Linked DNA regions of Homo sapiens: region 2 is linked to region 1. A link is an interaction called in ENCODE POLR2A ChIA-PET data of the cell type or tissue named here. Cell type or tissue: Caco-2. All regions are shown on one strand. Links, peaks and the distances in the headings refer to the core of each region. The heading gives the core; the rest is flanking DNA.

Region 1 (4,524 bases), core at 785-3,284:
AAAAGGAAAAGTTGTAAAGAGATGATGAAATCAGAAAGGAGTTTAAAAGAGAAAAGGAATTAAGAAATGAAGACTGAAACTAAAAGGAGTAGAAGGGCAAATGAGTACCACAAATAAAGCCTTAAGAGAAACAGACTAGGAAAAGCAGGCTGTTGAGGCTCATGTCTGCGGTCACAACTACTCGGGGACTGAGGAGGGAGGATCGCTTGAGCCCAGGAGTTCAAGTCCAACCTGCGCAAAACAAGACTCTTATCTAGAAAGAAGGGAAGGAAGGAAAGAAGGAAGGAAGGAAGGAAGGACGAGAGGGAGGGAGGGAGGGGAAGAAAGAGAGAGAGAAAAAAAGAAAGGAGGGAGGGAGGAAGAAAGGGAGGGAAGGGGGAAGAAAGAAGAAAGAAAGAAAGAAAGCAGAAAAAATTTTAAACCAAAAAGAAATGTTGAAGCCAAAAAAAAAAAAAGTCTAGAGAAAATTATAGCTATAGAAAATAGGCAAATAAGATTCAAGATACATACAATAGGAATCCCAGAAGAAAACCAAAGCAATGAAGCAGAACAAATAATAATTATAATTCAAGAAAATTTTTCTGAAATAATAAAATAAAATAAAAAATTTTTAAACTGAGTAAAGAACACCAATCAACAAAAGAAAACCAATCGACAATCCCCCCTGCCAAAAAAGAGGGGATTAAAGGTATCATATGAAGGTATTGGGGGAGGGTTGCCACAAGAATAAAAACACAAAGGTTCTCAACAACAAAATCTACACTAAACCAAGAAAGAGTAACGTGGCCCCGCCAGCACATCCCTCTAAGGCTGCAAGTCCTTGAATCCCCTTCTCTATAAGGTTCCTGGTAAGAGTTTAACAATGAGACGGGTTTTCTTTTTTTTTTTTCTTTGAGATGGAGTCTCGCTCTGTCTCCAGGCTGGAGTGCAATGGCGCGATCTCGGCACGATCTCTGCTCACTGCAATCTCTGCCTCCCAGGTTCAAGCAATTCTCCTGCCTCAGCCTCCTGAGTAGCTGGGATTACAGGCATGTGCCACCACGCCTGGCTAATTTTTGTATTTTTAGTAGAGGCTGGCTTTCACCATGTTGACCAGGATGGTCTCGATCTCTTGACCTTGTGATCTGCCCATCTCAGCCTCCCAAAGTGCTGGGATTACAGGCATGAGCCACCTCACCCAGCCTAGAGAGGTTTTCAAAAGACGTATAGTAGGCTGGGTGCAGTGGCTCACACCTGTAATCCCAGCACTTTAGGAAACAGAGGGAGGAGGGTTGCTTAAGGCCAGGAGCTCAAGACCAACCTGGGCAACATAGCGAGACCCTGTCTCTACCAGAAAAAAAAAAAAAAAAGAAATCATAAAAATAGCCAATTGTGGTAGCATAGGCCTGCCTGTAGTCCCAGCTACTCGGGAGGCTGAGGTGGGAGGATCATCTGAGCCCAGGAGTTGGAGGCTGCAATGAGCTACAATCACGCCACTCCAGTCAGCCTGGGCAACAGAGTGAGGCCCTATCTCTAAAAAAATATTTTTTTGGCCAGGCACAGTAGCTCATCCCTGTAATCCCAGCACTTTGAAAGGGTGAAGCAGGCAGATCACTTGAAACCAGGAGTTTGTGACCCAACCTGGCCAACACTGCAAAAACCTATCTCTACAAAAAACACAACAAATTAGCCGGGTGTTGTGCGTGCCTGTGGTCCCAGCTACTCGGGAGGCTGAGATGGGAGGATCGCTTGAGCCCAGAGGTTGAGGCTGCAGAGAGCCGTGATCATGCCACTGCACTGCACTCCAGCCTGGGTGACAGAGTGAGATCCTGTCTCAAAAAGAATTTTTTTTTTTTTTTTCTTGAGATGGAGTCTTGCTCTTTCACCCAGGCCGGACTGCAGTGGTGCTATCTGGGCTCGCTGCAATCTCCGCCTCCCAGGTTCACGCCATTCTCCTGCCTCAGCCTCCCGAGTAGCTGGGACTACAGGTGCCCGCCACTGCGCCCGGCTAATTTTTTGTATTTTTAGTAGAGATGGGGTTTCACTGTATTAGCCAGGATGGTCTCGATCTCCTGACCTTGTGATCTGCCCGCCTCGGCCTCCCAAAGTGCTGGGATTACAGGCGTGAGCCACCGTGCCTGGCCAAAAAGAAATTTTTTTAAACTAAAAAATTAAAAACCATATCCATCTGAGTTTGGAGAGGAAAGCAGGGCCACTCCATGCATTCCAGAGAAAAAGGGGCTTACTATAGAAATCAGTGCTTCCATAAATGCAGGAGGAGCTGGAGGGTGGGGCTGGGGAAGGTGTGGGAAGCTTGCTGCAGTCCTCATCAGCAATCACATGGGGTCAAGTGCCTGCAGAAGGCAAACAGGCAACGGTAGCTGTTGCAACAGAACGCGATGGTGAAATACAGAGTTTGCATCCTGTGAAGTTGGTGGCCTCCTCCTATTGCACCGGAGAATTTGCTGGGGGAAAAAAATAGGAGCTCAGGGTTTTAAATATCCAGTTCAAGACCTAAAGTACCAGAAACCCTCCACTGGTGCTTGAAAAGAAGTCCATATCTCTTGTAGCCACAGAGTTGAGAGATCAAAAAAATAAACAAATCCAAACTCTGATCCCCTGGGTGGCAAAATAGAATCAAGTTCAACTACTACACTTGAACTCAGGGCCGCAAGTTTCTCTTCTGTGAAAGTCAGGGCACTGACGGGGAAAGAGTGGATCCCTGAATGGTGGAACGGATTCCATTTGGGAAGATTCTAATCCTAGGGTAGACTCTTCCTCAAGAGCCCCTACCACCTCCAGCTTCTAGATCGAAATCCCGGTGAGCTCCAGGAATGTGGCCACAAAATCTGACCCAGGAAGATGTACTATACACAACAAAAGAATTGCAAGCTATTTCCGGTTCATACTGGCAGAAACCTAGGAAATCTGTAGGGGAACAAACCCTAAGGGTGTCAGACCGGCGGGGTGGGGGAAGAAAGTAATGCCGGGTCAGGCTTAATTATTTTGATATGGTGCACTCACCAGAGATTCTGAGCTCCACGTGTCCACTCAGCACCTGGGAGTGGCTCTCAGAGTTGGCCCATTCCATCAACTGAAACCTGGAGCAGTGGTGACCCATGTTTTTATTTATTTATTTATTTGAGACAGAGTTTCACTCTTGTTGCCCAGGCTGGAGTGCAATGGCACGATCTCTGCTCACTGCAACCTCTTACTCCTGGGTTCAAGCGATTCTCCTGCCTCAGCCTCCTGAGTAGCTAGAATTACAGGCACCCGCCACCATGCCCAGCTAATTTTTGTATTTTCAGTAGAGGCAGGGCTTCACCCAGTTGGCCAGGCTGGTCTCGACCTCCTGACCTCAAGTGATCCACCTGCCTCGGCCTCCCAAGTGCTGGGATTACAGGCATGAGCCACCATGCCAGGCCTTGTTTTGTTTTTTGTTTTTTTTTTTGAGATGGAGTCTTGCTCTGTCACCCAGGTTGGAGTGCAGTGGCACAATCTCAGCTCACTGCAACCTCCATCTCCCGGGTTCCAGCAATTCTTCTGCCTCAGCCTCCCAAGTAGCTGGGACTACAGGTGCCTGCCACCACGCCTGGCTAATTTTTGTATTTTTAGTAGAGATGAGGTTTCACTATGTTGGCCAGGCTGTTCTCAAACTTCTGAGCTCAAGTGATCCACCCACCTCCATTCCCAAAGTGCTAGGATTACAGGCATGAGCCACTGCACCCAGCCCAGTGGTGACCCATTTTAAATGAAGATGGGATTCCAGGACTTCTTTGGAATTCCGTGGAGCAGAGTTTTTCTACTTCAGCACTATTGATATTTGAGGCCAGATGGCTCTTTGCTGTTGGGGGAGGTTGTGGGGACCTTAGCAGTATCCCTTGCCCACTCAATGCTAGAAACGTACCCCTCCCAGCCATAACAACCAAAGATGCCTCTGGACATTGCTAAGTGTCCCCATGGGGGGCAAAATCTCCCCTGATTGAGAGCCACTGCAGTAGAGAAAGGTGTCCAAAGAGTAGGGCCAAGCACAGTGGCTCACACCCAGAATCCCAGCACTTGGGAGGCCAAGACAGATGGATCACTTGAGCACAGGAGTTTGAGACCAGCCTGGGCAACAAGGTGAAGCCTCATCTCTACAAAAAAATGGAACAAATTAGCCAGGTGTGGTGGTGCGCACCTGTGGTCCCAGCTACTCAGGAGGCCTGAGCCCAGGAGGATGAGGCTGCAGTGAGCTGTGATCACACCACTGCACTCCAGCCTGGATGACAGAGAGAGACCCTGTCTCGAAAAACAAACAAACAAACAAAACCAAAACAGAAAAAAAAAAACCCAGAGTTAAGGAGAGGAATACTGGAGTGAATGTATCATGTACAGTCTACTCTGTTGTTTTTTTTTTTTTTTTTTTTTGAGATGGAGTCTAGCCCTGTCACCCAGGCTGGTGTGCAGTGGCGCAATCTCGACCCACTGCAACCTCCACCTCCTGGGTTCAAGCAATTCTCCTGTCTCAGCCTCCCAAGTAGCTGGGACTACAGGCTCCTGCCA
Region 2 (4,524 bases), core at 775-3,274, 140 kb after region 1:
TTTGTATTTTTAGTAGAGACGGGTTTTCACCATGTTGGCCAGGCTGGTCTCAAACTCCTGGCCTTAAGCAATCCTCCCACCTTGGCCTCTCAAAGTGCTGGAATTACAGGCATGAGCCACCGTGCCTGGCCACAAGTTAACTATATAAATGCAATAGTCTCTATAAAATCCTGTAGTGAAATCCTATGATTTTGTGTTATCTTGGCATTCATTTTTAATCTTCCTCTAACACACCTGAGCTCCTTTTAAAATGCTTACTTTCTCTCGTTGTGCTTTGAATGAAATATAAATTTGCTACCCTGGTTTCTCAAAAACTCTGTAAGGGCTTCAGCTATAACTTGTTCCATTTACAGTGGCATAATTTAGTCTAACTGTCCTTTTAAACCAGTGAGTTTTGCCTATCTTGTGGCTAAAATTTAAAAATCAAAGCTATAAGATTTGTATTTATGTTTGTTTGTATTTGTATTAATACATGTGTATACATGTCTGTTGGTATACTGTCTACTTGGTACCAAACTGACTTACAAATAAGCAAGTCCTCATTATTAATAAGCCAAAGGCTGGGCGTGGTGGCTCATGCCTGTAATCCCAGCACTTTGGGAGGCCGAGGCATGTGGATCAGCCAAGGTCAGGAGTTCGTGACCAGCCTGACCAACATGGTGAAACCCCATCTCTACTAAATACAAAAAATTAGCCAGGCGTGGTGGCATGCGCCTGTAATCCCAGCTACTTGGGAGGCTGAGGTAGGAGAATCGCTTGAACCTGAGAGGCGGGGGTTGCAGTGAGCCAAGATCACGCCATTGTTACACTCCAGCCTGGGTGACGAGCGAAACTCCGTCTCAAAAAAAAAAAAAAAAAAAAAAAAAAAAAAGCCTAAATGCTTTTCAAGTTCACATGACTTTAGTAATCTTTGATAAATGAAACTAGTTTTAAAACTGTTGGTGCCCAGGCATGGTGGTTCACACCTGTAATCCCAGCACTTTGGGAGGCCGAAGTGGGAGGATCGCTTGAAGCCAGGAGTTTGAGACCAGCCTGGGCAACACAAGACCCTACCTCTATTTAAAATTTTAAAAACTCACAGAAAGTAGTTAGATGAAAAATAAAAGGCTAAAAAATAAAATGAAATAAACTTAATAACTTCTGGTAAAATAAGATAAAAATATCTGCAGAATTTCAAACATTTCTGCCTGGGTCTATAGGTCAGAGTAATTTATACAATCTTGGTTAGATGTTTTAAGGTCATAAAACTGTTGCTTCTGTGATTTTTGTTTCTTGTTTTTTTTTCTTTTTGTGAGAGAGTCTTGTTCTGTCGCCCAGGCTGGAGTGCAGTGGCAGGATCTCAGCTCACTGCAACCTCTGCCTCCCAGGTGCAAGCAATTCTCCTGTCTCCGCCTCCCAAGTAGCTGGGATTACAGGTGTGCACCACCATGCCAGTTAATTTTTTTTTTTTTTTTTTTTGTATTTTTAGTAGAGATGGGGTTTCACCATATTGGTCAGGCTGGTCCCAAACTCCTGATCTCAGGTGATCCACCCACCTCAGCCTCCCAAAGTGCTGGGATTACAGGTGTGAGCCACCATGCGTGGCCACTTCTGTGATATTTTTAATACTTGTTTGTCTGTGACGTCATGTCTTTGGTTTTGAGCTTTTAGATTCTAGGCTTTAGGCAGGTGGCCATGGTAAGTCCTGGTGACATATGCGTGTCCTCAGTGCCTAGGCCAGCAGCTGCTGAGCAGAGCTAAGCCCAATATCGTCCCATCCTCCCTGGCCCAGCTCTGCCTCCTGACCATGCTGGGAGGGGTTGGACCCTCCAGCCATGTCCTCACAGCTCTGTCTCTGTCTTGGGCTATGAACCTGGTACATAACAATTAAAATTGCTTACCCCCTAGGTTTTTCACTGGAAATCAGAGTTACTAAGAGTTAAAACTATAGTTAATACATGTAATTAAAACTACTGGCAGGGCATAGTGGCTCATGCCTGTGATCCTAGCACTTTGGGAGGCTGAGGCAGGCGGATTTCTTGAGCCCAGGAGTTCAAGACCAGCCTGTGCAACATGGCAAAATCCCATCTCTACAAAAAAATACAAAAATTAGATGGGTGTAGTGGTGCATACCTGTAGTCCTAGCTAGTAGGGAGACTGAGGCAAGAGGATGGCTTGAGCCTGAGAGGTTGAGGCTGAGGTGAGCTGTGATTATACCACTGCACTCCAGCCTGGGCAGCAGAGTAAGACCCTGTTAAAAAAACACACACACAACCCAATAAGAAAAACCAGATAAAAGAAAAACAAATTCTGTATGCAAAGTGTACAGAGAAAATAGGGTGTGTTTTTGGTAAGGAGGGTTACAAAAAAACATGAGAATGCAGTTTTGTTAAAGGAAAAGTAATTTTGTCTAGTTTACAGGTTATTTAAAGGTTGTTTTAAATTGAAAAAGTGAAAAATAAAACAATAGATATAGAAAGTTGGAGAAACAGACTCAAAAAGGTTTTTGTAAGAGGTTATAAAAGGTTTGTGGAAATCTTGTGTGGTCAAAGCTGATTAAGATTGGATGAATCTATTTTTGTTTTGTTTTGTTTTGTTTGAGACGGAATCTCGTTCTGTCACCCAGGCTGGAATGCAGTGGCACAATCTCAGCTCACTGCAACTTCTGCCTCCTGGGTTCAAGTGATTCTCCTGCCTCAGCCTCCCGGGTAGCTGGGACTACAGGTGTGCACCACCTTGTTCAGCTGATTTTTTGTATTTTTAGGAGAGACAGGGTTTTGCCATGTTGGCCAGGCTGGTCTTGAACTCCCAGCCTCAAGTGATCTGCCAGCCTCAGCCTCCCAAAGTGCTAGGATTACAGGCATGAGCCACCGTGCCTGGCCTGGACAGATCTATTTTTAAGCTGTTATTAAAATTAGCTTTAGGCCGGGAGCTGTGGCTCACGCCTGTAATCCCAGCACTTTGGCAACAAGAGTGAAACTCTGTGTCAAAAAAATAAAATAAAATGCAATAAAATAAAATCAGCTTTAACATACAGTAATATACCGATGCAAGGATAGAACTTGTTTTCTTTTGAACAAGATTTTCATGTGGTATTAATAAGAAATAGTAAATTTTGTCTTCACCTTTTGAGTAAACCGACAAAAAAAAAGGCAGGGGGGTCAGCATGTCCCTCTTGCTGTCTTTGTTAGGTCTTTTGATTGTTTAGAAAACTCAATCTCCTCTCTATCAAAAAGTAAAGATTTTGCTTTCTGACATCTTTTAATTGTCATTTTGGCTAAATGAATGACTATTGTTTTACCATGACCCGTAATCCTATTTTGATCAAGTGTTTTTTTGTTTTTTGTTTTGTTTTGTTTTGTTTTTTGAGACGGAGTCTTGCTCTGTCACCCAGGCTGGAGTGCAGTGGCGCAGTCTCGGCTCACTGCAAGCTCCGCCTCCCGGGTTCACGCCATTCTCCTGCCTCAGCCTCCCGAGTAGCTGGGACTACAGGCGCCCGCCACCACACCCAGCTAATTTTTTGTATTTTTAGTAGAGACGGGCTTTCACCGTGTTAGCCAGGATTGTCTCCATCTCCTGACCTTGTGATCCGCCCGCCTCAGCCTCCCAAAGTGCTGGGATTACAGGCGTGAGCCACTGCGCCCGGCCTGATCAAGTGTTTTAAACCTTTCTTATTTTGATATCAAGTGTTTCAAACCTTTTATACGTAACAAACTTCCCAAAATCAAATTTCAAATTCTAAATGCAGTCTGGTTTTGACCTCAAACTAACTTTTGGACGTTCCAAATAGGGCCCCTCCTACCCCCTCCCTGTTAAGTCATTGTGACAGACGAGGTCTGAAGATGCAACCGCACTTAGAAAGTCTTTTCCCCCAGATCGGCCGGGCGCAGTGGCTCATGCCTATAATCCCAGCATTTTGGGAGGCCGAGGCTGGTGGATCACGGGTCAGGAGTTCAAGACCATCCTGGGCAACATGGTGAAACCCTATCTCTATTAAAAATACAAAAAATTAGCCAGGCGCGGTGGCGCATGCCTGTAATCCCAGCTACTTGGGAGGCTGAGGCGGGAGAATCACTTGAACTCGAAGGGCAGAGGTTGCAGTGAGCTGAGATCGCGCCACTGCACTCCAGCCTGGGGGACAGAGTAAGACTCTGTCTCAGAAAAAAAAAAAAAAAGATTTTTCCCCCAGATCATGCCTGCCTCTTGGGCTCGTTCAGACTCCAGAGAGAATCATTTACAAGTTAATTTCTGTCTCCTGGGTCCGTTCTTTTTCCCTAATAACCATTTGCTGCCCCTCAGAAGAATCGTCCATATTCCCCATCTCCTCCCTCCTCTAGGAAAAGAGGGGGTATAATCTCCTATACCCCATTGCGGGGTTATGGTAATCATGGCATGAGTCTCCCTCACCCACATAATAAATTTGTATGCCTTTTCTCCTATTAATCTGTCTTTTGACATTTGATTTTCAGCAAATCTTCAGAGGGTGGAAGGCAGTCTTCCCCTTCCAAAGGGACATTCAAAGCATAGCAAGTCTTCATGGGATAA

Evidence for each region. ChIA-PET counts read pairs that join two places held together with the same protein. Peaks named below come from ENCODE experiments on the same cell type or tissue, not always from the same donor. Only the 100,000 strongest peaks of a DNase experiment are listed, where the experiment ranks them.
Region 2: POLR2A ChIA-PET joins it to region 1 with 10 read pairs; 3 of 35 experiments call an interaction of 5 or more read pairs at or near these places.

What each region holds. Positions count from the first base shown.
Region 1 is chr11:69,026,011-69,030,534 of GRCh38, reverse strand. No RefSeq gene overlaps it. Among named protein-coding and RNA genes, the nearest start is that of MRGPRF, 15 kb to the right of the region's middle. In Caco-2, for the core only: no CTCF peak of the experiment used is centred there; a DNase peak (open chromatin) is centred at 2,334.
Region 2 is chr11:68,884,406-68,888,929 of GRCh38, reverse strand. No RefSeq gene overlaps it. Among named protein-coding and RNA genes, the nearest start is that of MRPL21, 17 kb to the left of the region's middle. In Caco-2, for the core only: no CTCF peak of the experiment used is centred there; no DNase peak of the experiment used is centred there.